Linked DNA regions of Mus musculus: regions 1, 2, 3, 4, 5 and 6 are each linked to region 7. A link is a loop called in an ENCODE intact Hi-C map of the cell type or tissue named here. Cell type or tissue: heart. All regions are shown on one strand.

Region 1 (4,000 bases), 110 kb after region 7:
GTCGCTCTATCACTACACAAGCCCATTCTTAACAGAAAGGCTCTGTTCACTTGAAGTGAAAAGGAAGAGAATGGTTTTGAATTACTGTGACCCCTATGTAGGTCAGTGGTCCACTACTCAAGAACCGATTATCCAGCTTAAGGCCTCTTCCTGCTCCCGAGTTTCCCCCCTTGTTGGCTGCCTAGTATTTACACTCTTGGCTGTCACCTTCCAAAGGGGGTTATTAGAGGAAAAGAAAAAAGGTAATATTCAAAATAAAATTTCAATAAATGATCCTTCAAGCACCTGTTTTGTGACAGACAGAGAGAGTAACTGGGGGCCATAGAGAGTAAGAGAGAGCCCTGCTTGTGGGTTGCTAGACAAATGCTGGATTAAGGATGTGTATGCACACACACATACACACACACAATACACACACACACATACACACACACATATACACACACACAATACACACACACACCAAACACACATACACACACATACACACACACTACACACACACACACACACACACATATATATACACAACACACAGGTGTGTATAAAGTGGGGAAGCAGTTGGACTGTCAGTGTGGAGGGGAGGGAAGAAGATGAGGAGAAGAGAGCAGAGAGTGACTCTCACACTGGCACTTGAAGCCCGGGAAGAAAGAGAGAAAGAGATAAAATGAGACAAGACACACAGGGGACAGCAGGCATGTGGGCATCAGGGTGTGGGAGTGTGTGAGCTTTGAGGCTAAAGAGTGAATAGCAACAGATGGCAAGAGGGGGTGCAGGAGCCCCTGAGAGCTCTGTGGATAGAGACCTGACTCCGGGGCTCACCTGAGTCTCTCCCAACTTTTGGTCAATATGTCCTCAATGTTGTTCCTATACCAACCTCTTCACTCCGAGAGTATCTGGTTCTGGGAACGACAAGATGCTCAACAGGTAAAAGCCGTCCTTCCAGTCAATCGCCACAGCTCACGATGGAAGAGAAACCAACTTCCAAAATTTTTCTCTGACTTCCTCGTGCCTGTTGAGGTATGTGCACACCCATATTTATACACATGCACACAAGGGTACTGGGTGGGAAGAGGGAGATGGAGACAGAGACAGAGAGGAGTAGAGGGAGAGGGATATAAACAGGTAAACTTACTCTGGAGAGTAGATTCCATCGCCACGAACACTCTCAAACTGGAGTGCCTATCTCTGCTCTCCCCTGCTTTGTCTGTGGAAGGCCATCACTAAATGACCATGTCCCTTGCGAAGTTTGGGCTCTCCATGACAACTACCAAAAGCATCACCCAGACAGCAACACAGACTGGAGTCAGAAGCACATGTATCTGTATGCCTATGAGAAAGGCTAGAGTAGAAGGTGAGACATCCAGGAGGCAGAAAGGATTCTGGGATGGAGCCAGGCGCAGAAATTTTGCCTGGGAGGATGTGATGAGACAGATGCATGGTACCTGCGCACAGGATATAAACTGGAATATATGGGTTGTTGAAAATTATGACCTATTCAAAGAGAGCATAGCTATATGATCACGGTATTTGTAAATATATTTTGAATCTGAGTCTTTTTTTGTGTGTGTGAAGATGTATTTATTTATTTGATGTATATGACTATACTATTGCTGTTTTCAGATACACCAGAAGAGGGCATCAGATCCCATTACAGATGGTTGAGAGCCACCATGTGGTTGCTGGGAGTTGAACTCGGGACCTCTGGAAGAGCAGTCAGTGTTCTTAACCGCTGAGCCATCTCTCCAGCCCCTTAATCTGAGTCTTATTTCTGGGAGTATATATATATATATATTTCTATCATGTGTACCTCATGTCATCCCCTCTTAACCCCTATCTGCCCCCACAGATTCCCTTCACCTCCCCAAAAAGTCAACCTCCTACTTTCATGCCCTGTGTGTATGTGGGGTGGAGAATACTGAAGGTTTTATGAAAGGAAGTGACATGTGAGCTCAGATCTGGTTCTTGACATATCAAACTGACATTTGTGGGAAGGAGTGGTGGGTTACTTTTAATTGAAAATCTAAAACAATGTAGAGCAATGGTTGTCAACCTGTGGAGCCTGACCACTTTGCGGGGGCGGGGGGTGGGGGGAGTCATTCACAGGGGTTTCTTAAGACCATTGGAAAACACAGATACTTACATTATGATTCATAACAATAGTAAACATGTTAAGAAGCAGCAACAAAAATAATTTCATGGTTGGAGGTCACCTCTCCTGAACTGTATTAAAGGGTCACAGCATTAGAAATGTTGAGAACCACAGATCTAGAGCCTCAATAAGGGTTTGTCTAGTTCCAGTTGGTCTATCGGTATGTCTGGGGGGGGGGGGGTGAGGATTGATTTGATTACTTCAATTGATGTGGGAAAACCTGTCCCACTATGGGCAGCACCAATCCTTGGGCTTGGGTTAGTACCAAAATGAGCTAAGCAATAAAAATTCATGTATTCGTTCTGTCTGCTCTTCACTACAGGTGTACGGTGACTGACTGCTTCTAGGACCTCTGCCTTAACTTTCTTGCTATAATTGATAGCATCCTGGAATTGCGTGCTAAAATGAACTCTTTGGTGCAGTGGACCATGAAAGGTAGCCTGGTCTCCGGCAGCCCCCCAAAACCCTTCCTCCTTAAGTTATTTTTATTGTATTTTATCAGAGTAATCAGAAACAAGACTGGAACAGAGGGAAAGAGAGTTGACTAGACTGAAATCTAGCATGTCCAAGAGAGAAATCTAGCATGTCCGAGAGAGAAGGCTGTTGATTCTGGGTCAGACTGTGAAAGGCCAAATTCCCAGAGCACCCTGAAGAAGTATAGAAATTTGACAACTTATCTGCTGTTTCAGATCCCTTATCTGAAAAATGTGATTGGTGAAATTTTTAGCTGAAAAAATCTTAATTTCTATCTAGCAATGTCTTAAATAGCTTCGCTTTCCCTCATGACTGAAAAACATGGCATCTGGGGGCATGTCAGTTGCTCAAAGATACCTTGGGGCCCCAGGTTCCTTCTGCCTTTCAGCATTACTTTTCTATATTGGCTCCTTGCCTCATGTTTCCAAGATAGTTGCTACAACTCCAGCCCTCACATGTGTGTCTAGAGGGGCAGAAGGAAATAGAGACAAATGAGAGGGAGTGTTTTGTTTAAGATTTTTTTATTGAAATTTTTACATGTATGTCTATCTATGTACATAGGTTCTCCTAGAACTGGAGATACAGGCAATTGTGAGCTGGGAATCAAACTCGGGTCCTTTGCAAGAGCAATGCACAATACGCTTAACTTCTGATCCACTTCTCCACTCCCCAGTTGGGTGTTTTACACTATGTTTACCTCATGTTATGGAGAAGAATAAAAACTGTCTGTCTGTGATAGAAGCCACATGAGCAGCCATGGAGGCTGGAGAAGTGTTACCATCTTGACACGAGTGAAAGTTGAGTTCTGCTAAGCAAAGCTGGAGAAAAGCTAAGTGCACACTCGCGTTGATTGTTTGAGCCGATGATGGAAACATTGTTTCAGCTGCTGGAGCCTGGCGTGGAGGAGTGTGGATAGCTGTTGAAGTTCCCATAATCCAGGCACAAGTGCTTCATCATGAACACAGCAGAAGAATAAAGACCCAGTTAAGCTAAAGGGCCTGAAAAGAAGATGAAACTTCTGCTTCAATAAAATGCTGGGATTTGGCATTGCTTTTTATTATTATGTTTATTCCTTCTCTTTTGCACAATTACAAAAGTCTGTTTCCCTGGTTAAAATTGGTTTTCAATTGCACATTATATCATTTTAAAATTCTCACCGTAAGAATAAAAACTTGCTTTTAAACCTACTCACTTAGAGCTCCACCTGCTGTGATCCTCCTCCCAGCGAGCAGTCTGTGCAGGGCCAGATCACCGGGGCTGACCACTGGACCCTGCTCTTCCCAGCATGCCTGCTTTAGATACAGTTCAGCAGCGTGAAGAAGAATTACTGCCTACAGTTATAATAAAATTAATCACAGCATTGTAGCCATGTGT
Region 2 (4,000 bases), 360 kb after region 7:
TAGGGTTTCTCCTGCTGTAGAAACTTGGGGAGCAAAGGGCTTATTTTACCTTGCACTTTTAGTTAATATTCCATCAGTGAGGGGCGGGAGGGCAGGCACTGAAGCAGAGGCCCTCTAGTAACTGCTTCCTGGCAGCTTGCTTCCTAGGGTTTGGTCAGCCTGCTTGATCTAACCCAGAACCACCTACAGAAAGATGGCACTTTCCAGTAAGCTGAGCCTCCCACATGGAGTAACATTTGAAAAAAATGTCCCACGGGCTCATCTTCTGGCTGACTTGCTGGCAGCAGTTTCTTAATTGAGCGTCTCTCTTCCCAAATTGACTCTAGCTTGTGTCAAGTTGACAAAAAAACAAAACAAAACAAAACAAAACAAAACAACCAGCACAACAAGCAGCAGAGAGAAAATGGAAAAGCTAATGTTTATAATAAATTCAAGTAACTATAGATGAAATGGACGAATAGTTGAACGTGTGCTGGTCTTATGGCAACACAAACTAAAGTAATCTGAAAGGGGGAGCCTCAACTGAAAACATGTCTCCACAGGATCCAGCTGTAAGTCATTTCCTTTAATTAGTGATTTGGGGGAGGGGCCAGCCCATTGTGGGTGGAGCCATCCCTGAGATGATGGGTGGGGGGTGAGGCGGAGCAAGCCCTAAGCTGCACCCCTCCCTGGCCTCCATCAGCTCCTGCCTCCAGGTTTCTGCCCTGTATGAATGAGTTCCAGTCCTAACTCCCTTTGGTGATAAACAGCTACGTGTAAGCCAAACAAACCCTTTCCTCCCCAACTAAGACAAGACATCTAAGTAAACGGGCAATTCTCTAAAAAAAATGCGGTACGAAAGAGGAACGTAGCTGATATGACGGCATCTGGTAAAGGTGCTTGCTTCCCAAACCCTACAGCATGAATTCAGTCCATCTGGTGGACGGAGAGAACTGACTCCGAGTTATCCTCTGACCGTCACACAGGCACCCATACACACACACACACACACACACACACACACACACACACACACACACACACACACGTAATTAACTGTGGAAAATTCATCAAAGAGTCTCTTGTGCCTCTGATGCAAAGACCTTCTTTTCAGTGCCAATTAGAAAAAAACGGTATCCTGGAGAAAACGGGCAGAGACATAAGCAAACAGATCATAAAAACCTATGAAATAGTGTCCAAAACTTAAAACTACACATTAGTTGCAAGGCATGTGACACTTCAATGGGTGGAAGCAGGGAGATCCGTTCTGTGTCATCCTTAGCTCTGTAGAGACTTCCAAGTCTGCTCTATTTAATCCCTGTAACATTGTAAAAGTGGGGGGTCCACGTTTTCAATCAGTGTGGACAGACTTTGAGTTGGTATTTGACGTTTGCAGATGAGAAATACCACTCTCATATTGTAACAGTGTGAATAAAAGTGAATATTGAGATCGAGTCTAGCCTGAATGAGTTCTCGGCCTCGAAAAACAAAACCAAAAATATATAATTTTTCACTTCCTCTCCAGCTCTGTAACTTTGAAACTGGACTGCATGCTTGCTACTATAATATGCCTCTTAGAAGTGCAATTAATATCTTGGGCATACAGGTAAATGTACTTGCTTCTTAGGTTTTACTAAAAAAAAAAAAAAACTTCGTGGGTAAAAAATTCTGTGGTTTAAAGTTTTTCGAGGCAAATACGCCAAAATATGTTTAAATCTACAGTAGACGACAGTTAGTTGTCCATCCACTCTTACCTGTTTAGACGGTTATTTTTGGTTTTTCGAGACAGGGTTTCTCTGTATAGCCCTGGCTGTCCTGGAACTCACTCTGTAGACCAGGCTGGCCTCGAACTCAGAAATCCGCCTGCCTCTGCCTCCTGAGTGCTGGAATTAAAGGCGTGCGCCACCACCGCCCGGCCTGTTTAGACTTTTAAAGATATTTTAAAATATGCTTTCAGTAAGTAATGCTCTGCCCCCCTTCAGAGGATTAAAACAGCTCAGCAACGTGGAGAGTAAAACTGGCGGGGAATCTGCGCCTCCCAGTAAGTCGGGGAATCGGCCACAGAAACTAATCTTCCCTGGGAGCCAAGGGCTTCCCTCCAGCCGAGTTAAGCAACCCAGCGGAGCGCCGAGCGCGCCTGCGCGGCGGAATCACGTGGCTGCGCGGGGGCGGGGCTGGGAGGAGCCGTGGCGGACCCGCTCGGAGGGCGGCGGCCTATTACCTCGCGGCGCAGCGACCGGGACCCGGCTGGCGCATGCCTGTCTCCGGCCGGACCGTGGAGCGGGCGGCTGCGGGCGCGCGGCGGCGGAGAGCCGGGACAGCGGGAGAGCGTCCGAGCGCCCCGCGGGGAGGCTGGACAGCCCGGGCTCGGCCGAGGACGCTGCTCCGCAGCCGGCGGGCATCATGGCATCGCTGGCGGACCGGGTCCGGGGCAACGGGCGCATCGCCGCCGGGCTCCTGTTCAACCTGCTGGTGTCCATCTGCATCGTGTTCCTCAACAAATGGATCTATGTACACCACGGCTTCCCCAACATGAGCCTGACCCTGGTGCACTTCGTGGTCACCTGGCTGGGCTTGTACATCTGCCAGAAACTGAACATCTTTGCCCCCAAAAGTCTGCCGCTCTCCAAGCTCCTCCTCCTGGCCCTCAGCTTCTGTGGCTTTGTGGTCTTCACCAACCTTTCTCTGCAGAACAACACCATAGGCACCTATCAGCTGGCCAAGGCCATGACCACGCCGGTGATCATAGCCATCCAAACCTTCTGGTACCAGAAGAGATTCTCCGTCAGAATACAGCTCACGCTGGTGAGTAGCTGCCGCTGCCGCTGCGCGAGCCTGTCCCTGCCCAGCTACCTGGCTGCCTTTCTCCCCGGGAAAACTGAATACACCTTGCTTATAGCCTGGCACGACGGAAGCCCATTCCCATAATCTTTACTCCACACACGAGCCAGGCCCTTATAAGAAGCTTGTTTGGGGAGGGGTGGAAAAGGCCATCTCGACACTCCGCTGCTATTTAGTAAATGGGTGTGTTCCTGATAGAAATCTTTAACTGCTGGGATTGATGAGGGAGAGAGCTGCCTTAATGGAACAGTTCAGTGTGTCAGGATATCTGCGAAAGCTCAACCTGGAAAGAAAAGAATATCCCCAGGAAATCGAACCAGAAGTGATAAACATGAAATGGTTTAGCATAAAATACCTCGGAATACACCTTCAGTGGCACACTGCTGGGGTGCCTTGTGTTTACATAAAAGGAGATTCGTTAAAATAACATTAGCACTTAGTGGTTTTTTCGTTTTTCCAGTCATAATGCTTTCCTCCTTCCTTGTTTATGCTTATGTGTTAAGTACTGGTTTGGGGGATTATTTTATTCCCTGTAAATGTGTGTCCTGTTTCCTTACAAAGCACAACGCACGGATTCATATTTTCTTCCAGATGTAGAGTTGTATGTGAATCTCTGTAGAGAAGGATTGGCAGTTTTCCCCAAAGAAAACTTACAGTGCTCCCCCACCCCAGCCCCACTGTTATGTTTCCTTAGTGTTGTAAGACATCATTCTTGAATTTAATCTCACAGCATTTGCCTCTTTGTCTTTGCAGATTCCTATTACTGTAGGTGTAATCCTAAATTCTTATTACGATGTGAAGTTTCATTCGCTTGGAATGGTGTTTGCCGCCCTTGGTGTGGTAGTCACGTCCCTTTATCAAGTGGTTGGTAACTTTTTTTTTTCTTTTTGTGCCTTTTTAGTAGACTTTGTAAATTTTGAAGCTGTAACCCAAGGTTTAGAGACTACAAGTATAGAGACAACAGACATGAGAAGAAAGCGTAACTGAGGAGGTGACGAGAGCAGAGGAGACAGCAGCTCAGGTGTGCGATGCCCACCAAGTGTCCAATTGTAAGCGCACGGTACCCCTGCTTAAGCGCAGCTGGGGACAAACTTCTTGGAAGTCTTCACAAAATGAGCAGTAAGGTTTTGCTTCCTAAGTTCATCGGTCGCATGTGTCATTTACTCTTTGATTATAAAGT
Region 3 (4,000 bases), 380 kb after region 7:
CAGGCATGGGGGACTGTTCGGGCGCCGTGGGACGGTCAAGGGGGTCTGCAAGAGAGAGAGTGGGGACTGAATGGCAAGAGACTCGAAGAATGGAGACAAAACAGGCTGTCTGATCAAGTTGTTATCAGAGTGTGTTCAGCCGTGGTGGGCTTCCTGCAGAAACATCATGCTAGGAAAAGCAAGTCTCTCGTCGGGGTGGAAAAGGACCACCCGCAAGTAAGTAGCCAGAAATGGCTGCAGAGCTGATAGCCGCTTTCTGCTCAGAGTCGGCTCCCAACAGGAGACTGGAGAGACTCTATTCCCAGCGCCCACATGACAGCCCACAAGCATCTATAACTCCAGTTCCAGGAGATGGATGGCCTTTCCTGGCTCCACGGGTACCTGTTATACAAGTGGTACACAGACAGACGTGCAGGCACAACAGCCATGCAGACCAGGCTGGCCTTGAACTCAGGGATCTCTGTCTCCTTAAAGGCTTGTGCCATCCAGCTTGGCCCTACACATAAAGTTTTAAAAATAGAAGCTAGGTGCAACTATGTGGAAACCCTTAAACCCAGTACTGTGTGGGATAGAGAGGCAGGAGGATTCCCCAGGGCTTGATGGGTCCAGCCCAGTTTCTGTGAGAGGTCTCTCCGGAACAAGGCTGCATGACAGAGGACACCTACTGGCTTCCTCTAATTCTGCATGCAGTGTATATATATACATACATGTCTAAATAAAACAGAAAGCATTAAGGTAATGGGAAGGAGTCAGGTGTGGCTGTACACGCCTTTAATCAACGCCCTCAGAGGCCAAGGAATGTGGATCTTTGAATTAGAAGCCCTCCTAATCTATATACAGAATTCTAGACCTACTCGGGGTTGCCTAGTGAGACTGCTGCTATCTGATGCTTGCAGGCCGCCTGGTCTGGGTTGGAAAGAGAAGACAGCCTATTTGTTGAGGGTCAGGTTAGTTATCTGCAGCCTTGGGCCTGCCTGTGTGCATCTGGATGGTGTGTGTGTGTGTTCTGTGCTATCTCAGTAGTAATGACAGTATAAAGAAACCATTCTCTGAATACCACCTTTCCTAAGCTTCAGTCTTTAACCTCTTAAGACTTGCTGTGTTGCTGGGCGTGGTGGCACACGCTTTTAATCCCAGCACTCAGGGAGGCAGAGGCAGGCGGATTTCTGAGTTCGAGGCCAGCCTGGTCTACAAAGTGAGTTCCAGGACAGCCAGGGCTACACAGAGAAACCCTGTCTCGAGAAACCAAAAAAAAAAAAAAAAAAAAAAGACTTGCTATGTTAAAATCACTAATACCTTAACATTTGTTTCAGAACAACCTTAGTCGCTGAAAGCACAGTAAATTCACTTGTTTTGAGACGGGCCTCCCGCAGCCAAGGCTGGCCTGGATATGTAACCGAGATTGATACACTCTTCCTGCCTTTACCTCCAGAGCACCTGGCTTATAGCTGGGAGGCACAACACCCAGCTAAATGTTTAACTTTTAAGGTTTCCCTTTTCCAACCTAATATTCTGTACCTAGCGTGCGCTCTCCGTTTCCTGTTTCTTCAGTTAGAAATCAGGTCTACATTCATTGCGGGGACAGGAGTGGGTGGGTCTTACCAGTCACCCTGGGAGACATAGAATCAGTCTGAGATCTTCTAGGACTCCCTGTGGCAATGGCGGGCCTCCTGATCTGTCTCTGGCTGGAGCTGAAGAGCCAAGCCAACCCCCACAGCCTGTACATCTTAGAGAATTATGGAGAGACTTGTTGACCACAACCATAAGAGTCAAAAGATAAAAGTTCATGCAGATAGTGTTTCCCTTGCACCTACGTCTCTACCACAAGCACGGCTGATTCTCGCAGAGGCCAGAAGAGGGCATTCCACACCCTGGAACTAGAGTTACAGAGGGCTTGGGAGCCACCATGTGGATCCTGGGGAAAGAACCAAGTCCTCTTCAAGAGCAGCAAGGGCTCTTAACTGCTGAGCCGTCTCCAGCCCTCAGAATATATAACAAAAATGTGGGAGGGAGAAAAAGAAAAAAGACTAACGTTGGGTTTTGTTTGAAACATTCATATTTGCTCGTGTCTACTCTAAAAGTTTAAGTGAGCCAGTTTCTCATTATTGCCTTGTAGTCAGGGCAGGTCCTGTGTCATCTCATCTGTGGAACTCGAGCAAAGTTGAAGATTCTTATATCATTTGATCCAAGGGACAGAGATGGTGAGATGGCTGGTTGTGCCTCATTCCAACTCTTTTGTTTGTTTGTTTTGGTTTTCAAGACAGGGTTTCTTTGTGTACCCTTGGTTGTCCTGGAACTCACTCTGTAGACCAGGCTGGCCTCGAACTCAGAAATCCACCTGCCTCTGTCTCTCAAGTGCTGGGATTAAAGGCGTGCGCCACCACCGGCCAGCTCATTCCAATTCTTAAACATCCCAGGCTGGCTGTGGATGTTCAGAATCACCGGAGTTTCGAGAAGAGCCTGGGCAGACCAGTGGCTGCTGAAGCAGCTACCAGGCTGCGGGCTGCCTGTTCCGGGTTGGGAAGGAGAGCCCCATTGAGTAAGGGTGCCTATAGCTGTCACTTGCAATTTTGGGCGCATCCCTGAGCAACTGGGTGTCGTGTTCGGTTTTCTTTGTTTTTAGTAATTTTAAAATTTTTTACATAAACATTTTAAAACATTTGATTGTGGATTTCTTTTTTTATATAAAGATTTATATATTTACTATTATATCTAAGTACACTGTAGCTATCTTCAGACACACCAGAAGAGGGCATCAGATCTCATTAAGGATGGTTGTGAGCCACCATGTGGTTCCTGGGACTTGAACTCAGGACCTTCGGAAGAGCAGTCGGTGCTCTTAACCACTGAGCCATCTCTCCAGCCTTGATTGTGAACTTCACACCATGCATCCCAACCCCACTCATCTCCCCATCCCTCCATATCTAACCCCTGCCCTTGCAATCTCCCCACCAAAAGGAAACAAAACATAGAAGATCTCACCGTGGAAGCTGCGGTGTGTCACAGTGTGTCACACGCTATACCTTTCTGTCCACACATCTTTACTTGCAGATGTTCATTGCCGTGAGTCACTGGTCTGTTTCTCCACCTCTGGCTTCTGCTTCGCTATCAATGCTGGATCCTTACTGGGGCTTCTCCCAGATATCCTGTTGTTGCTCTGTGACATGGAGGTCCTACTGCTTTGGATCTGCAGGTCCGGCCACTTCATGAGCCCCAGACGTTCATAGATGAGGTGGATGTTGGGTTGGGTCAACTCAAAGCCCTGATGATCTGGACCTGGGTGGTTACTGAGTTGGTCAGCCCACCAGCTCTCCCCTGCATATCAGACATTTACATTACAATTCATAACAGTTGCAAAATTACAGTTATGAAATAGCAATGAAAATAGTGTTATGGTTGGAGGTCACAGCATGAGGAACTGTATTAAAGGGTCACAGCGTTAGCAAGGCTGAGAACCGCCGGGTTAGGGAAAGCCTACTGTGGTGGAGCTCTAGGCTCCTGTAACGTGGGATAGAGCTGCATGTGGAGACTGTAGGTTCCAGCCTGACCTGACCAAAGCCATCTTGAGTCATACCTTCTCTGACTGTCACCAAGTAATCCTGGTCTGCCCCTCCCACTGCACGTTTTTCTGGCATACTGTGCACAGCCAGCCGTCAGACTGGAATGTGGCTCTTCATGAGCAGACCGCACCAGGAATGCACGTGCCCTCTTTTGATGTTGACTCCAGATAAGCTGTGTATACTCTGGCTTTGATAAAAATCAATTTCGTCCTGACTAGTACGTCCTAACCATACTTCTGTTGGCAACAAAGTACAATCTGTGCAATCCTGTCACCATCTGCCCTTGCCTCCCATGGTGCCTTGGGACCTGTCCCATGCACCAGGCCCATGTTCTTTGAGAATCCACACACCACACATCTGCAGGTGTGGGCGAGGAACTTTAAGGGCTGGGGTTTCCGCAGTCCTGCTTTATCCTGCTTAGACTAGAGAACTCTTCAACC
Region 4 (4,000 bases), 320 kb after region 7:
GTTTTGAGACTAGAAGACAATTTTTTTTGTGGTTGGTTTTCTCCTTCCACATTTACCAGGGGTCCAGGGACAGAAGCTAGATCATCAGGTTTGCAGGGCAAGCTGCTCCCTGGCTGGCCCTTCTAACACTATGGTTGTAATCTGGTTACTTAATAAACAGTGTCTGCTTTCAAAGTGAGGAGCAAAAAAGTAACAACTGAATTCTTCAGGCAGCTGGATGCACTGCCTTTTACTCAGACAGCTCTGGATTAGAAGGGATACTATAGTACTACTTTTTTCTTTTCTTTTGAGACTGGGTATCAAAACAAAGAAACAAACAAAACAACAACAAACTCGTACTGGCCTCTAACTTAGTAGGGCCTGAGCATGGCCCTGATTCCTGTCTGTACCTTACTCTGTGCATGGGACGGGCACAGTAAAGAAACTGCCACCGTGACTGCTCCGTTAGGGATAAGGTTTTTAATGTGGGTAAGAGAGAGAAAAGATCCAGAGGCACCTGGAAGTGCCCAGAGCGGAGAGAAAAAGAAACAGGCTGGACATGGCCAGGGCCGGGGAAGCTAGAGAATGGGAGAGAATAGTTACATCAGCAAGAGATGGGAGTCAGGACAGAACACACCCAGACACCAAATGCTCAGCACAAAGGAAATGTATTACCCAAGACGGACAAGCAGAAGGTGTTGCCTCCGTCTGGATCGGCCAAAGAAGGCAGCAGGTGTCTCTGCAGGAGAAAGGGGGAAGGCTGTGCTAGGATGAGTTGGTAAGTCCTAAGTGGACATGTTAGCCAGCTAGTGAATTTTGATAGTTGGACCTCGGAGTTTTAGTCAGGCATAAGGATGTGGCCAAATAAGGGAAGAGACCTTGGTGGCTAGGTTTAGGAATGTAATCTAACGGTTTAGCAAGGGAGAGGGGAAGGGAGAGGGCCACACCTGCTGGTGATGTGTCTGCAATGTCTGCGCCTGTTGGAGCTCTTCAAGATAGTTTTGTGTGCAAGATGAGAGAGCAGAGACTAGAAATTAGTGCAGAGTCGGGATTGTGGGGACAAGTAGCTAAGAAGACCGAAGGAAAACGCATTACAGGAGTTCCTGAGGAATGCTGGCGTTTATCTAACCGCCAGAAATCAGAAATGGTTCAGCCAGAGCTCATTTCTAGATATTTGGAGGGCCTGAGACCTAACATTTTTGAGGTACTGGAACAGGTAAGTATTCCCACGCCCAAAACTTTTAAAATTTATGATAATAACAGCAACAATAATAATTGCTATTATTACTATCGTCAGGCTTTCTTAGTGCAGGCTTGCTTCAAAATCGTGGTTCTTCCTCCTGCCTCAGCCTCCCATGTGGCTTTCTTATGCTTTGCTTTTTTTATTGGATTTCTTAAAAAACGGCTGATTCCGTAAAAGAGAAATAAATAACGAGAGAAAACAACCTCAAAACCCGTCCAGTGAGGTTACACCACAGTTCAAAGAGGTGAGCGCCCCGAGACAGGCCAGATCCCGTAAAGTGGCGCTGAACCGCAAACAAGAACGCTGAATGCAGACTCTTCAACAGATTCCTAAAGTCCAGGTTATAGACTTCCGGCTTCCCAGAACAACGCCCCACCCAGACCACGCCCACAAGCCAGGCTCAGGCGACATACCCAAGCTCCGCCCCTTTCCCCGCCCCCTTCCTGCCTGGCCGGCACCACCCAGCCACGCAGTCACTCCCTGGCACACTTCCGCGCCTGCGCCCACTGAGCCTGCGGCTGGAGACGAAAGTCGCGCATGCGCCGAGCGGGAACATTGTTTCTCTGGGACTGGCTTAGCCAGGCCGCGCTTCCGGGTCGAAGGGTGTGCTTCCGGAGAGCGGGAAGGCTGAAACGCGGCGGCCAGGCTGCAGTCAAAGAGTTGCAAGGTTCTAGGCGGAGACCGCTGAAGCCATGGACAGGTCAGTCCTGGTAGGGACGCCTCGGCCGAGACTGGGGCTCTCGCCTGTTAGCGACGTAACCGCCTCCGCGGCCAGGGATTTGGCCCTCGGTGGAGGAATGGACGCTTGGCGCGATTGGAGCGGGGATGTGAGAATGCGGATCCCCGGGGTTCCACGCCGCGCCTCCCGGGTCTTCTCGGCGCTCGCTCCGAAGTGTGCGGGGGTCTGTGATGGTCCCGCATTCGAAATGCGAAATGAAGCAGTTCGAGCTCAGGGCCATCAGCCGCACTGACAGTTCAGCCCAGACGTCCTCAGCGTGGTTTTATTGCGGTTATTAAGTCATGTCAGCTGTACGTTATTGGGTAACGGTGGTCAGCTTAGACTTTAAAGTGCCGGCCCTAGGGAGTTGAATTTCTCCCTCCCTCTCAAATGATTTATGCTCGCCTGACACGAAGATGGGTTGTTTAAGGCCCTTGGCATCGGGGAGTAGATTGTGTAGTGAAGACAGTCGAGCAGTGTAATACGATGTATTTATACTGTACTGCGGGGAAAATAAATGAAGGAGATGTTTTATCTCCCTGTCACAGGAGTTTCAGGCAAACCTATAAAAGTAACTTGCTAGCTGGTCTTTTGAGTAATAATAGCACATTATTGATACTGAAAACATTGTGCTAGGGGTTATCTTATGTGTGTTCCTTAAGCTTTAAGTGGCACATTTAGTTTTAGAGCAATCCCGTGAGGATCTTATCTATATAGAACAGTGAGCCTGTAAGAGATTTAAGGAATGGCATAGTTAAATAGAACCCTGTTATGGGGCTGGGGATATAGCTCAGTGGTAGAGTGCTTGCGTAGTAACCCTTAGGTTCTGGGGGGGGAAAGAGAAACATTACCAGCAGGGACCTTTGAATCTCCATAAAGCTGTTTGATGAATAACTTAAGTAGATAGATGAACATCCAGTGACAGGGGAACACATATAGACCTCTGTAAAAGAAACATACTCAGATATAAAGTCATGAAAAATGTTCACGCTTGTGTGGCTGAATGCTCCCAGCAATGCGGATGGACTTGATGGGCAGAACTAAATTAGGATGGTGGTGTAAATACTGTGCTGGTGAGTGTTAGCTTGAGTCTGCAGAGAAGAGGAAGCTGGCTGGAGATTTTAAGTGGAAGAAAGGTGTACTAGAAGGATAATTAAAATCAACCCCCATGGTTTAGTTTATAAGCTGTCAGATGACAGTGCTGGAGGCCCATAGCACTGTGCTAAGACAGGAGACATCCTTAGTCTACATGGAGGGAAATCACTTGAAGGGCCATTTCTCCTCTTCACTAGAATTGCTTCACTTTTTCTTTCATCCCGCCAAGCCATATCGTACTCACAGTCTGAAGTATAGTCCTGGCTGCATAGCAGTGTTTGGTCAGCATGCAGGCCAAAAATATAACAGTGGTCCCATATGATGATATTGCCTAGTGACATGATGACTGGCTTAGCTTGTATAGATATATTCTGTGAAGTTTTCATGAGGATTAAAAAAAAGAAGAATTCTCAGAGCCTGTTCCTTCTTTGTTTGGGTTTGTTTTTGAAGCTGCTTTCACCCTGTCTCAGATTGGCCTGGCACTTCCTATGTAGTACAATTTGGATTAGAGGTGTGAGCCTGGGCTAAAACCAAGCCCTTCAACAAGCAGCTAACTCATCACCGTATTTTAGAGAGTGCAGAGTCCTTCCTTGTAGAGAATTCTGTAGTCAAGCAGCTCTTTGGTCTGATGGAGGAAAAGATTTACCTTTATGAAGCCATACTGTAGTATAAATTTCGGGTTCTAAGATAACTCCGCGGAGAACATACTATTGTGATACTAGGCAGTCAAAGACAGGGCTGGTAGCCGAGCACTGGGTGGGATTTGGGGGAGTAAGCAGGACTCAGAGACAAGAGGTTATTCTTGCCAACAAGATCCAAGACTTGGCTATTGGGGTGAGCCGTCCCTCGACTGACGAAGATCCTTTCTTTGCCCTAACTGTAACGGTAGTCCTTCAAAGATGCCGTCTAAGACCTTGATTATACTGTTCTAGGAGTGGCTTCGGGGGGATGTCATCCCCTGTGAT
Region 5 (4,000 bases), 130 kb after region 7:
TGGTGTCAGGAGGGAGCTTAAGCTGGGGAGGAAACTACAAAGGAGACACACCCCAGACTGAGGAGAGAGTCCAGGCCGAATTGGTTATGAGAGGGAGTCCAAGAAAGTGAAAATGAGTTTGTATTTAGTATGTGGACTCAAAATCTCCTGAAGGTTTTTATATTTTTTATTCTGTATCAAGACTTTCAAATACAGAAGAATTTCGAGTCTATAGGCTAGAGTGAAGCTTCCAGACTCTTCCCACAGCAGCCTCCAAATAGGGATCTGTCTAATACTGATGTCTTTGTGTGTTTGTTTTTGTGTGGTAGATAGATAGATAGATAGGTAGATAGATAGATAGATAGATAGATAGATAGATAGATAGATAGATAGATAGATAGATGTAGGTGTAGATGTAAGTGTGGATGTGGTGTAAGTGTGTTCGGGTATACATGTGTGCATGTGTGTGTTGAGGCCAGGGGTCAGTGTTAAATGACTCCCTCAATTGTCTCTATTTCTGAGGTAGGCTCTCCACTGAACCTGAAGTGCCTCAATTCAGCTAATCTGGGCGACTAATGTGACCCAGGGATCCCCCTGTGTCCATCCCCAGTGCTGGGCTTACCACACTGGGGTTCTGTATGTGTGGGCCAGAGAGTCAAATTCACAGAGGAACTCGGAGACTTGTTTCATCCCCTCTGTCCCATGTCACTGGTGTCTTTAAGAAGTCAAAAAAACAAAAAACAAAAAAAGCAAACAAACCAAAAAAAAAAAAACAAAAACAAAACCAGACACTGCAGTCATCTTATTTTTTTAAGATTTATTTTTATTTTCACCCCCATTTAAATGTGTGAATGTGTGTGTGTGTGTGTGTGTGTGTGTGTGTGTGTAAATTGTGTGAAAGTGTGAATGTCTGTGAGAAGGTGAGAGTGTGTTGTGTGTGTGTTTGAATGTGTGTGAGATTGTGTTGTGTGTGAGAGTGAATGTATGTGTGTGTGAGTGTGTGAATGTGAGTGTGCACGTGAATGTGTTTTGTGTGTTGTGAGAATGTGTGTGTATGTGTGAAAGTGTGTGTTTGAATGTGTGTAAGAGTGTGTGTGAATGTGTGTATGTGTGAGTATATGTGAGTGTGTGTGTGAGTATGTGTGTGAATGTGTGTACGTGTGAGTGTATGTGAGTGTGTGTGTGAATACATGTGTGTAAATGTGAATGTGTATGTGAGTGTGTGTGAGTGTGTACTGTAAGCGTGTGTGTGTGTGTGTGTGTGTGTGTGTGTGTTTGTGTGTGTGTGTGTGTGAGCATGCGTTCATGCAATGTGTGCAGGTGTCCTTGGAGACCAGAAGCATAGCAGATACCCTGGAGCTGGAGTTACAGGAAGTTGAAAGCTGACTGACAAGGGCTCTGGGAAGCCAACTTGGGTCCTCTGAAGAGGAGGAAATACTCTTGACCAAGAAGCCGCCTCTTTACTCCCGTCCCACCCTTTCAGCGGAAATGTTTTGGTTTGGTTTGGTTTGGTTTAAACTCGAACGCTATCTAATTTAGTGTCAATTTTAGTAAATGTGCAGATTTGAGTTAAGTCACATAAACTGATAAATAAACCCGGATATAGGGAGATGTTTGGTCCTCTATTTTATGAAGTGCAGGATTTCATCATCGAAGGAACCAAAAGCCCCTTAAACACCGTCCCAGAGACCCCTGCTCACGATTGTGCTAAAGCTGCTCTCCACAGAGTTCCTGCTTCTGCTGCTCATTAGGAAAAGTACTTCAACACCCAGCAGAAAAGAATAATTAGCAAATCAATTAATTAAGGGCCTAGCAACACTCTTCCTGCCAGCCTCAGCCACAGCTTCCTTGTAAATAAGCTCTTTTGCCTACATTAAAGTCATTAGCTCTCCATATGTAAATAGTAAAGCCCTTGGATTTCAACGGACTGCCTATCAGGGAACAGATTTCAGTCCACCTCGATGTAGTCAGGATACTGCAGACAAAGAGCCATGCTGTCTTAACCAAGAACACAGCTATACATAGCTTCTGGGTCCATTCATTTCCCAGATTCACCTTTCCTCCTTGGGACATTAGCCAAACATCTATTTTAGTTATAACACAGACACAAGGAAACGCTATAGTAATTAAAGAAACCACCCATTTCCTTCCCCTGACGTTCCAGGAAGCCACGTTATTTCTGCAGACCAATCTCTATTTGCTGACAATTCGCCTGAGCTTGAACAGCCAAATAAAATGTCCTAGAAACTGTCCTTGCAGCGACAGCCAAGAACACATCTGAGTCTCGGCTCCTTCCACAGGAAAATGCACACCAACAAAATATGTGCTTGTGTGTATTTAAGACACGAGTGTCTAGGGTCTCATTAGGTTCTGAGAGATTTAAAGTCCTACCACCCTGTAAAAACAAGCGTTTGAAGGAACTGGCCCTAAAGTTAGCTGGGTCCTTTGCCAAATTCACCTCATATTTTTATTCCTGTGGTTATCCTCTTTTTAAATTACTGCTGTTTATTTTTGTGCCTCTTGCCATCGTCTCCATCGCCACTCTCTTTACAGTGAGTTTTAAAACAAACAAATCGTTTATATTCATATACACCTGCTGGCCATTTTAGCTTTTCAGCGCCTGTCCCCCAACACACACGCTGTCGTGTCTTGGAGTTTTGTTCCTTTCTCCTTTTTTGTTCTTTTTCTCTTCTTTTGTCATTTCTCTTCTCCACTCTAAAGAAGAATAAACTATCGGAAGCCAGCCTAACAGAAATGAAGAGGGTCTAAAGCAGTGGTTCTCAACCTGTAGGTCACGAGCCCTTTAGTGGTCAAATAACCTTTTCACAAGGGTCGCCTAAGACCATCAGAAAAAAATCAGATACTTACATTATGATTCATCACAGTAGCAAAATTGCAGTTATGAAGTAGCAACAAAAATAATTTTATTCCTCACCACAACATGAGAAATTGTATTCAAGGGCGGGAGCATTGGGAAGGTTGAGAACCACTGGTCTAAAGAGACGTTTGTGTGGCTTAATCCATCAGACTGTTGAAACGATGGATCCTAAGAAGAAATAAAAATGAAAGAGTCCCTAGGAATCTCGAGGCAGAAGAAGGAAAAGGCCCCAGGCAGAGCGGGGGATTTGTCTCCCAGGACCCGATTCTAACAACTCGGCAGACTGCCTTACAGGATGAGACTGTAGCCCAGAAGATGAGCCAGGGATGTGAGGGACCACCGGAACTGTTAGATGCGCACAGCCTTGGTTCCTGCTGCCCCTCCCCCAGCAGCTCTCCCCTGTGACCTCAACCCCAGCTTGCCACCACTGCTCCTGACCGCCTCACCAACCTCACCTTAATGTTGTGAAACCACCTTTTACACAAAGGCGTTCAGGAGGTGGGGCCAGTCCGGACCCTTTAACATCCATTCTGTGGGTTCTGGTTTGTTTGATTTGCTTAATGGAGACAAACCCATTACCTGCCATGGGATACTATAGCTTTGAAAGACCTGGGACCATCCATTTATACTTTATATTTAATGCAGCTGGTCAGCCTTGGGTCGTGCATCTGCCTTAATTTTTACGGTGTGATGGGTTTTGGGGATTTTTGTTTTTTGTACTAAGCAAGATTCTATGACTGCCAGCTGTCCCTTCTGATCCATAAGTTAAAACCAATGATTCTTTCTGACAATATTCAGTACTTATTGTAGAACTTGTGGCAAAGGTACTATTTGCCTAATTAGTTTAGGCAATTAATAATCTTTGCTGCCCCAAACTATAAACTTGCAAAAAGCAGCTTCCCTTCGGTGTCTCCTCTCTGCTTCTTCTACCTTTTACATTGCTTTGTCTCCAGTAAATAAATAAACAAATAAATAAACAAACATGGTGTCTGACAGCAAGGCGGGAGGCAGAGGTAGGCCGATCTCAGTGAGTTCGAGGCCAGCCTGGTCTACAAAGTGAGTTCCAGGACAGCCAGAGCTACACTGTGAAACTCTTGTCTTGAAAAAACAAACCAGACCAAACAAAAGGTGCTTGCATATATT
Region 6 (4,000 bases), 170 kb after region 7:
TAAATCCAACGTTCTTTAAGGCGGTGGTTCTCAACCTATGGTTATCACCCCTTTGGAGGAACATGACCCTTTCACAGGGGTCACCTAAGACAGTTGGAAAACAGGGATAGTTACAGATGGTGCATGACAGTAGCAAAATTACAGTTATGAAGTAGCAACAAAATAATGTTATGGTTGGGGGGGGGGGTCACCACAGCATAAGGAACTGTATTAATGGGTCGCAGCATTAGGAAACCTGACAGCCGCTGCCTTTTAGAGGGAGGGGGAGGGAGAGGGAGCCGGAGGGAGAATTAAACACTCTAGCTTCTGTTTTCCCTTTTAGTCAAAGTAATTCAGTGTTACCCAGTCTGACTTCCCAGGAGATACTGCCAGGAAATGCTGCCAGATCTGGTAACTGAGGTGGGATGCTTTTATTGTTTCACATCAGCAACACCCTGATCTAGCCTGAAGACTCAAGAAAGAGTCTACAGGTAATAATTACAGACAAGAGAGAACCCGAAAAGAACAGATGTTTTGACACCGTTTCGACTTACCGTGTGTACGCATCTGTTCAGTGTCGGAGACACTTCGGGGGAAGAATCCTAATTTGCCACTCACTGGGTGCACTGCAGCAAGCTCTCTGACATCTCTGAACATCACTGTATTCATCTTGATGCTTCCGTTAATTGTTTATTTACTTTGTGTGTATGTGGTAGGGGGAGGGGGCACACACATACCCTGGCACGGGTGTCAAAGGACAACTTGTGGGAATTGGTTTTCTCCTTCTACCATGTGGACACCAGGCATCTACCTCAGGTCCTCAGGTGTGACAGCGGGCACCTTTACCCACTGAGACATCTCATTGGCCCAGTTTATCATCATCATCATCATTTATAGACAGGGTCATATTATGTAGCTGGTTGTCCTAAAATTTAGTATGTAGACCAGGCTGGCTACAAACTCATAGAAATCCACTTGCCTCTGCCTTCCAAGTGCAGAGCTTAAAGGTGCGTGCCACTATGTCCAATGGAGTTTATTAGTCTTAAAAGGCAGAAATGACAATTATACAAAAAGGGTTATTCAGTACATTAAATTGTTGATGTGTATTTAAATATTGTCTGTCACTCAGACTTATAATCCCAGCACTTGAACGACTGAAACAGAGATCAAGAGCTTGAGGCTAGCCTAGACTTTATGGACTCAGGAGTGGGGTCTGATTTCAGAAAATGAACCTGATTTTCTTGCTTTCTTGATAAAACTCTTTAAAGAAGAAAAGCAAGTCCTATTATATATATATATATATGTGTGTGTGTGTGTGTGTGTGTGTGTGTGTGTGTGTGTGTTACATATATATTATATGTGTGTGTCTATTTATTATATATTATATATTATATGTTATATGTTGTATGTTGTATATTGTATATACATATCCCTCTAAACACTAAAATCAAAGCCTCTGACTTGCTAGGTAAAGCAAGTCTGTATTAATGTGACCCATATTTAACAAACATTACCAGTTTTTGCTGCTTTTTTTCCTATCTATAATTTCTTCCCAGGCTCATGCCCCGTGTTTCAATCACACACATGGGTCCCCTCAGCAGAGCAATGCAGCTAAAATGAGAAGCATCCAGGAATACGTTTTCCAAGCACTGTCTGAGTCCTCGGAGGCCTCGAAATTATTTTCACAACAAAATAAATTTTAGTACATTTGATAGTTTTTCAGAGAAGGCCTGCTATGTGGAAGATACCAGGGAGATTCAAAGACAAGCAGGCTATGTGTGATGGGAGCTCAAACAGCTCTCACCTGCTGACCCGGCTCACACAGCCAGGCCCTCCCCACCCAGCCTATTTTTCAAGTCTACAAGAAATAGAGCAGACAAAATATTATGGGAAGAACATGGGTTTTTTCCCCCTAAATTCTGTAGATAAATTGCTTACTCTAAAAAATAACAAAGCAAAATAAAGATTTTTTTTTCTGCATTTCCTCTGGTGGCTATATGTTGTTTGAATTCAGCAAGAAATTACTCAATTCCCCTTTCCTAAACAGGCGCCATAGCTGCTCATACAGGAGACGCAGCACAGAGGCTCTGGAGAGACGATTTATAGAACAAGGCACCTCATATTATATATACCAAGCATGATGGCATTTAAGCAACTCAAGGGAAATACATTTTTTTACACTGTATCAGATATTCTGTACTAAGAATTTTTATGCAGTGCACTAGGTAAATTCCATGCAAAATTATTTTCCCTGAGAAGCAGCCCTTTCGGGGAGCCCCTGTCTGCCGTTTTTATTCCTCACCTCAGAAGACTAATCTAAAATGTGACCTTATAAACAGTGCCAGCAGACAAGGAGCCGAACATTTGCAAGGGAGTTTCACTCCCTGATGTCCTAAGTCCCCTGGGAAGAAGGAAGTCATGTGTCATTTCCCTTGCACCTCCAGGGAGCTATTTATAGCCCAGCATGTCAACGAAAACCCTGGTAACCGGGGAAAGTTAATGTGCCTTCCAAAGGCAGTAGTTCAGTATCAAATTCAAGGTGTGCATGTGTGTTCCCAGACACATTTACTCCACTCACAACTGCCTCTCATTCAGTATGAAGGAACCCCATGTGCCGTATTTACTCTGGTTTTCACATTACCCCTGTGACAACTCGGCAGGATCCTGAAGTTCTGAGAATATCTTAAGGGGAATTCCAGACCAAATGTTGTGGGTAATTACAGTCCAAAAAAAAAAAAAAAAAAGAAAGAAAAATGAAAAGTAAAAGTCTCAGAATTCTTCTTAAAAATTTAAGGAGATGCAAAGGCTACATAAGACCGAAACCACAATAAGGTTTCACTCTCTTGCTGGGGCAGGGCTGGGGGAGAGGGGAGAATCTGAAATAAGTTTAAATGTCAGCTATGTATACCTGACTAAATCGATGACGTAGCTATCTATAATTATCCTAATTTGCAAGGCCTTTATGGGGTTTGGTTTGTTTTGGTTTGTTTTGTTTTGTTTTGTTTTGTTTTGTTTTGTTTTAGATAACTCTGGCTTCTGGGCCAAGTGGAGAGTCCTTTTCCGAAATCCTTTTCTTAGACCAGTCAAGTAGATTCAGCTAGAGTTCTTTCTGGTTTGGTTTTAGTTGGTTTTGAGACAGAGTCTCTCTGTGTAACCCTGCCTGTTCTGGAACTCTTCCGTAGCCCAGGCTGGCCTCCAACTCCTAGAGATCTGACAGCCCTCTGCCTCCCAAGTGCTGGAGTGCTGGGGTTCAAGGCGTGCACCACCTTGCCCAACTGCTGCCAGAATACTGAAGGCAGGCCAAGCCCATCACAGTTATACCGATATGGAAATGGAGACCAGAGAAACTGGGGGGAAAACCGTATCTCAAAAACCAGCTCAACAAGCAGATCAAGAACCAGTTCCTTTCAACCTATTCTAAGCCCTGTCTGGCTGCAGGTCACAGGGAAGAGGTCAGCCAATGGACTTCTCCACTTTACGGCTGCATCCACCAAGTGTTAAGAACGAGACGACATCCACCAAGTGTTAAGAACGAGACGAGAGCTGTTCAGTTACCTGTGACCTTAGGTAGCAATGGGCAGCACCGAGCAATCGCGGTTGCTGTGACCTATTCATTGAATGAAAACTAACTAACAAGGCACGGAGACTGTGCACACCTGCAACCTCAGCCCTCCAGTTGTTGAGGCAGGAGAATGGTAGATTTTAGGCCAGGCTGGGCTAAACAGCAAGCTGTAGACCATCCTGATTTGTATAGCAGGGCCCCCTGGGTTCTTCCCTTGAGCTCCTGCTCTGATGTCATGTATAATAAAATGTTAGGTATAAGCCAAATTAACCCTCCCCTCTCCGGGTTGTGTTGGGTCCTAGAGTTGATCACAGCAGCAGCAAAGCAGACTGGAGCATTAATCCAGAGAGACAAGCAGGGAAGAGTTTTGAAGCCTGGGCTGAATGTACTATTTCCCAGATAACTCGGTTCCCAGCTCTGAAGGTGTCTCCCCATTTTACAAAAGGGACTCCTGACAAG
Region 7 (4,000 bases):
CTAGGACATTGGTTTCCATGGTGATAACTACGCAAGCACTGTCAGAGAGTGATGGAGAGTATATAGTTGAGATATCTGCTAACGTCAGCTTTCCAGTCACTTCCCCCACCCCCCACCCCCTGCTCTTGGTGTTTACACACTCATTTTTCGTAACTCGTGTGAAGTGTGGAGTATATTTCATTTGAGACTTAAAAACCAAAATGGGACCCATTTAAACAGACATCGTACCCAAAAGACTGTTTTATTCTAAAAGTACAAATTTGAAGGATAATCTACAGGAATGCTGTTTTATTGGTGTTCATGATCACATGAAAAGAATTGTGAGCAAATTCTTTTTAGAAAATTTATTTTCGTTCTCTATTGGAGCACTGGAGGGGAAAAACAAAAAAACCCTTGTTTCTAACACAGTGACTTCTGTTTCCTCTTTGCCTACATGAAAGAAAGCAGCAGCAGCAACAACAACAAAATTCCATTTTATCAACAGCTCAAGACTGCTTTCCCAACTTTTTGCCTCAAAAACTGTGGGTTTGTCTTCCTCGTGTGTTGTTTTTATCGCAGAAGACACTCTGCAGGACTCTTTTGCTACCCTAGTCTCTTTCATCATCCCTATTCTTTCATCTCTCCCACACCTCTCCTTCAAACACACCCTCACGGCCAGGGGGAGGACCCGTGACTGTCACTGTACAAACCACAGCAGGACACTAACTGCCGTGAAGAAATCGGCCACTGTGGAGACTCAGGGATCAGACACAGTGGACTTTAAGCCTGCCTCCCTCCCGCCATCCAGAAAGCTGACCTGACACCAACCATTTCCCTAATCTTAATTTTCTTCATCTGTAAAATGAGATTATATTAGTATTACTTTCTTGGGGCTCTTGGGAGGATAAGACAAAGTGCTATATACGTCAAGCAATCGGAGAGAGTTCTTGCTAAGACTGTGAAAATCCGCAAGCCCCTCTCTCAGCTCCCCCCCCCCAATCCATAGTTTCTACTCTAGATCCCAAATTTTGGTATAGGTAGGCAGTTCTCTCTGCTCCCGTCGTGAGGATAACAAGAGAATGTTCATTCGGGATGTTCGGTCAAGCCCAGCATTGGTGAGGTCCTTGGGAACGAGAAAGACCCTCAAGTCTACAAATTCAAGACCCGTGGGTTGCGCTGGTGTCCCCTCAGTACAGACCGGTCAAACTTGGGCGATGTTGTTGAGTTCAGATCTTCAGTTTCTCTTCTGTAAAATGTCATTGCAAATACCCCACTTCACAGGGACCTGTGTTCACTAAGCCGCTGGTGTTTGTAAAAACCGTTTGAGTGTGAGTACAGTGCAGCGTACATGCTCAGGAAAGCGTCAGCAAAACAACAGCAGCTTGAGTTAAACATTGCCTGCCAGCCCCACTTTCCTCGAGTTTAATAGCAACTGAATTATTGGTATGTTTTATGATGCCACTTAATAAAATCATGGGATAGAATATTTATTGACATGACATAATGTTTCTAGTCTTTCTTTCTTTTTTTTTTTTTTTTTGGCAGAAAGTATTTTACATCTGTGCTGCTGATTTTTAAGCTATGCATGCTCGTAACAACAGGAAAAGGTCTGCTAGGATTTCAGCAAAATGTTCATGGTGATTATCTGTCACTTTTGGCCCTGTGAGAGGAGAGACATCCTCTAGTTTCCATAGTCTGCTTTAAACATGAGTCATTTTCTATGAAGGGTCAGAAAATATAAAAATTTAAAGACAACTGTAGTAATAAAAAGTATGATGTGGCGAGCCTTGAGTGAATAAAAGCCTGCAAGCTCTCAGCACAGCGGGGGGGACAAGCACTCACTAAGGGTCAGTCAGGAGGAGGAGTGGAGAGATGGGGTCAGTGAAAGGACAGACTTTAAGTCAGAGCTGGGAGTCCCGGCAAGGAGCCTGTCCTCTCCCAAGCACGCATTGCTGGGACTGAAAGGCATGGGGCCATGGCAGGCCACAGGCAATCAAAGTCCACGGGGAAGCTGATGGGCTTCTGAACTCAGGACGCATTGAACCATCCTGCCCTTTCTGCCTCAGAGCCCCAGGAAGGTTGATTAACGAGCTTGCTTATGCAAGCTAAAGGATGACCTAGCTGGCCTCTCTCTCTCCAGTGACTTTCAAGGAGACTTTGATTGGCCTGAGTTTGATTTACTTTCTTCTTCCAGTGAGCAACAAACCAAGAGCTGTCAACCACTAGGTGGCATTCCCCAAATACTATTTAACTTTGAAACTGGCAGAAAAGTTGGCTGGAAAACCTTCAATAACCCCTGCATCCAAAGCATGGTAAGGTAAGGGGAGGCCAGAGGACTGTTGACGTCTCCAGTTTCTTCCTGTTAAAGATAAAGGGCATCCAGGAAAGCCACACCATCACCACCCTACACCCTGCTCTGACCCAGCAAATACTCCTCTCTCTGCATGCATGAGAGAGAAAGTCAGTGTACTTCTTCAAGGCACCTTGGAGAGTCTCATCAAGAGACCTTTGTCTTCGTCTCAGTGCGCATAATCAACAATCTCTTTTGCTAATCAAAATAAAAGTCTCCTTTAACACCCCCCTCCCCCAAATAAAAGTCTCCTTTAACACCCCCCCTCCCCCAAAGCAAAAGTAGATCTTTGATGTCATCAAAGTCATCCGGTCACAGATGTGAGACTTGTGTTGATTGGAAGATAATGAGAGGGACCCCTGTCTAGGGTCTATTATATTTGAAGAACAAGAATTGGTTCCCAGACCAAAAAGTCAGTACTGATCTTGGCGTCTCTTCTAAGCATCACTACAACCTTTAGGATATTTGTATTAAGCTGTGATTTAAACCTTATATGGATTTCTCTCTCTCTCTCTCTCTCTCTCTCTCTCTCTCTCTCTCTCTCTCTCTCTTTCTTTCTTCTTCTTTTTTTACCTAAAGTTCCATAGTTTGGGCCATCCTATTAAAAATGGGTTTGAGGCACGGGGGGGGGGGGGCGGTCTAGAAAGATGGCACAGCGGTTAAGAGCATTGGATGGCTCTTCCAGAGGTGTTGAGTTCTATTCCTGTCAACTGCATGGTAGCTCACAACACTCTCTAGTGGGATCCAATGCCCTCTTCTGGTGTGTCTGAAGACAGCAGCAGTGTACTCACATACATTAGATAAATAAATAAATAAATAAATAAATATTTTTCTGTTAAGGAAAAATGAGGTTTTGGCCCAGGCATAGTGAGGCACCTCTGTAACTTCAGTCTTTAGACCAGTGGTTCAACCTTCCTAATGCTGCAACCCTTTAATATGGTCCCTCATGTTGTGGTGACCCCCAACCATAAAATTATTTCATTGCTACTCTGCAACTGTCATTTTGCTGTTATGAATTGTGATGTAAATGTGGCATGCATGACATCTGATATACACCCTCTGTGAGAGGGCTGTTGAACCCCCTACAGGTGATAACAATGCCTACCCAGCAATGATGCTATACCATTACATGAGGTAATGTCCGCGAGGTATATATGGTGGTACTGGTAGACAGCAGTAGCAGGCACAATGTCAGCAATCATAGATTCATAATAGCCACAGTAATATGCAACTTATGAACTCAGAAGGACTATTCTAGCCGCACGTAACCTCACTAAGGTGCCGACTTTTGTTAACCTGCATGTGTCTTCTGATATGCTCTGTGGGGAGCCGCCCTCACATTCGCCATTACAAGATGGCGCTGACATCCTGTGTTCTAAGTAGTAAACAAATAATCTGCACATGTGCCGGGGTAGTTTTCCACTCCATGTGCTCTGCCTTCCCCGTGACGACAACTCGGCCAATGGGCTGCAGCCAATCAGGAAGCGACACGTCCTAGGTGGAGGATAATTCTCCTTAAAAGGGACGGGGTTTTGCCATTCTCTCTCTTGCTCCTGAAGAAGTAAGCAATAAAGCTTTTGCCGCAGAAGATTCCGGTTGTCCTGATCGTGTTCTTTCCGGTGGGGACAAAAGCTCGGGATAATGCTCTATCTTCTTAGCTGCTTACTAACT

Evidence for each region. A loop is a pair of places that touch in the nucleus more often than their neighbours do. Peaks named below come from ENCODE experiments on the same cell type or tissue, not always from the same donor. Only the 100,000 strongest peaks of a DNase experiment are listed, where the experiment ranks them.
Region 1: it touches region 7 in a loop (2.3-fold over the local background); 2 of 42 quality-filtered maps call a loop at or near these places.
Region 2: it touches region 7 in a loop (2.0-fold over the local background); 7 of 42 quality-filtered maps call a loop at or near these places.
Region 3: it touches region 7 in a loop (9-fold over the local background); 8 of 42 quality-filtered maps call a loop at or near these places.
Region 4: a loop joins it to region 7, with 4 times the contacts of the local background. A loop is called at or near these places in 15 of 42 quality-filtered maps.
Region 5: it touches region 7 in a loop (2.3-fold over the local background); 7 of 42 quality-filtered maps call a loop at or near these places.
Region 6: a loop joins it to region 7, with 2.3 times the contacts of the local background. A loop is called at or near these places in 2 of 42 quality-filtered maps.

What each region holds. Positions count from the first base shown.
Region 1 is chr10:117,997,484-118,001,483 of GRCm38, reverse strand. No RefSeq gene overlaps it. Among named protein-coding and RNA genes, the nearest start is that of Gm32663, 14 kb to the left of the region's middle. In heart, a CTCF peak has its summit at 1,636 (motif pointing right); no DNase peak of the experiment used is centred here.
Region 2 is chr10:117,744,569-117,748,568 of GRCm38, reverse strand. It overlaps Slc35e3 (solute carrier family 35, member E3), which reads left to right and starts at 2,211. Exons shown (of 5, transcript NM_029875.2): 1 at 2,211-2,784; 2 at 3,574-3,684. The coding sequence starts at 2,383. In heart, no CTCF peak of the experiment used is centred here; a DNase peak (open chromatin) is centred at 2,128; H3K4me3 peaks cover 2,015 bases; H3K27ac peaks cover 1,138 bases.
Region 3 is chr10:117,729,301-117,733,300 of GRCm38, reverse strand. No RefSeq gene overlaps it. Among named protein-coding and RNA genes, the nearest start is that of Slc35e3, 15 kb to the left of the region's middle. In heart, a CTCF peak has its summit at 1,860 (motif pointing right); no DNase peak of the experiment used is centred here; H3K27ac peaks cover 986 bases.
Region 4 is chr10:117,790,526-117,794,525 of GRCm38, reverse strand. Nup107 (nucleoporin 107) reads left to right here and starts at 1,821. Exons shown (of 28, transcript NM_134010.2): 1 at 1,821-1,922; 2 at 3,968-4,000. The coding sequence starts at 1,915. In heart, no CTCF peak of the experiment used is centred here; a DNase peak (open chromatin) is centred at 1,695; H3K4me3 peaks cover 2,468 bases; H3K27ac peaks cover 2,640 bases.
Region 5 is chr10:117,980,875-117,984,874 of GRCm38, reverse strand. No RefSeq gene overlaps it. Among named protein-coding and RNA genes, the nearest start is that of Gm32663, 30 kb to the left of the region's middle. In heart, no CTCF peak of the experiment used is centred here; DNase peaks (open chromatin) are centred at 1,374 and 2,194.
Region 6 is chr10:117,939,514-117,943,513 of GRCm38, reverse strand. The region is part of intron 3 of 4933411E08Rik (RIKEN cDNA 4933411E08 gene); the gene reads right to left. Among named protein-coding and RNA genes, the nearest start is that of 4933411E08Rik, 16 kb to the right of the region's middle. In heart, a CTCF peak has its summit at 2,266; a DNase peak (open chromatin) is centred at 2,443; H3K4me3 peaks cover 416 bases; H3K27ac peaks cover 2,486 bases.
Region 7 is chr10:118,108,493-118,112,492 of GRCm38, reverse strand. No RefSeq gene overlaps it. Among named protein-coding and RNA genes, the nearest start is that of Mdm1, 31 kb to the left of the region's middle. In heart, a CTCF peak has its summit at 2,203 (motif pointing right); a DNase peak (open chromatin) is centred at 2,282; H3K27ac peaks cover 412 bases.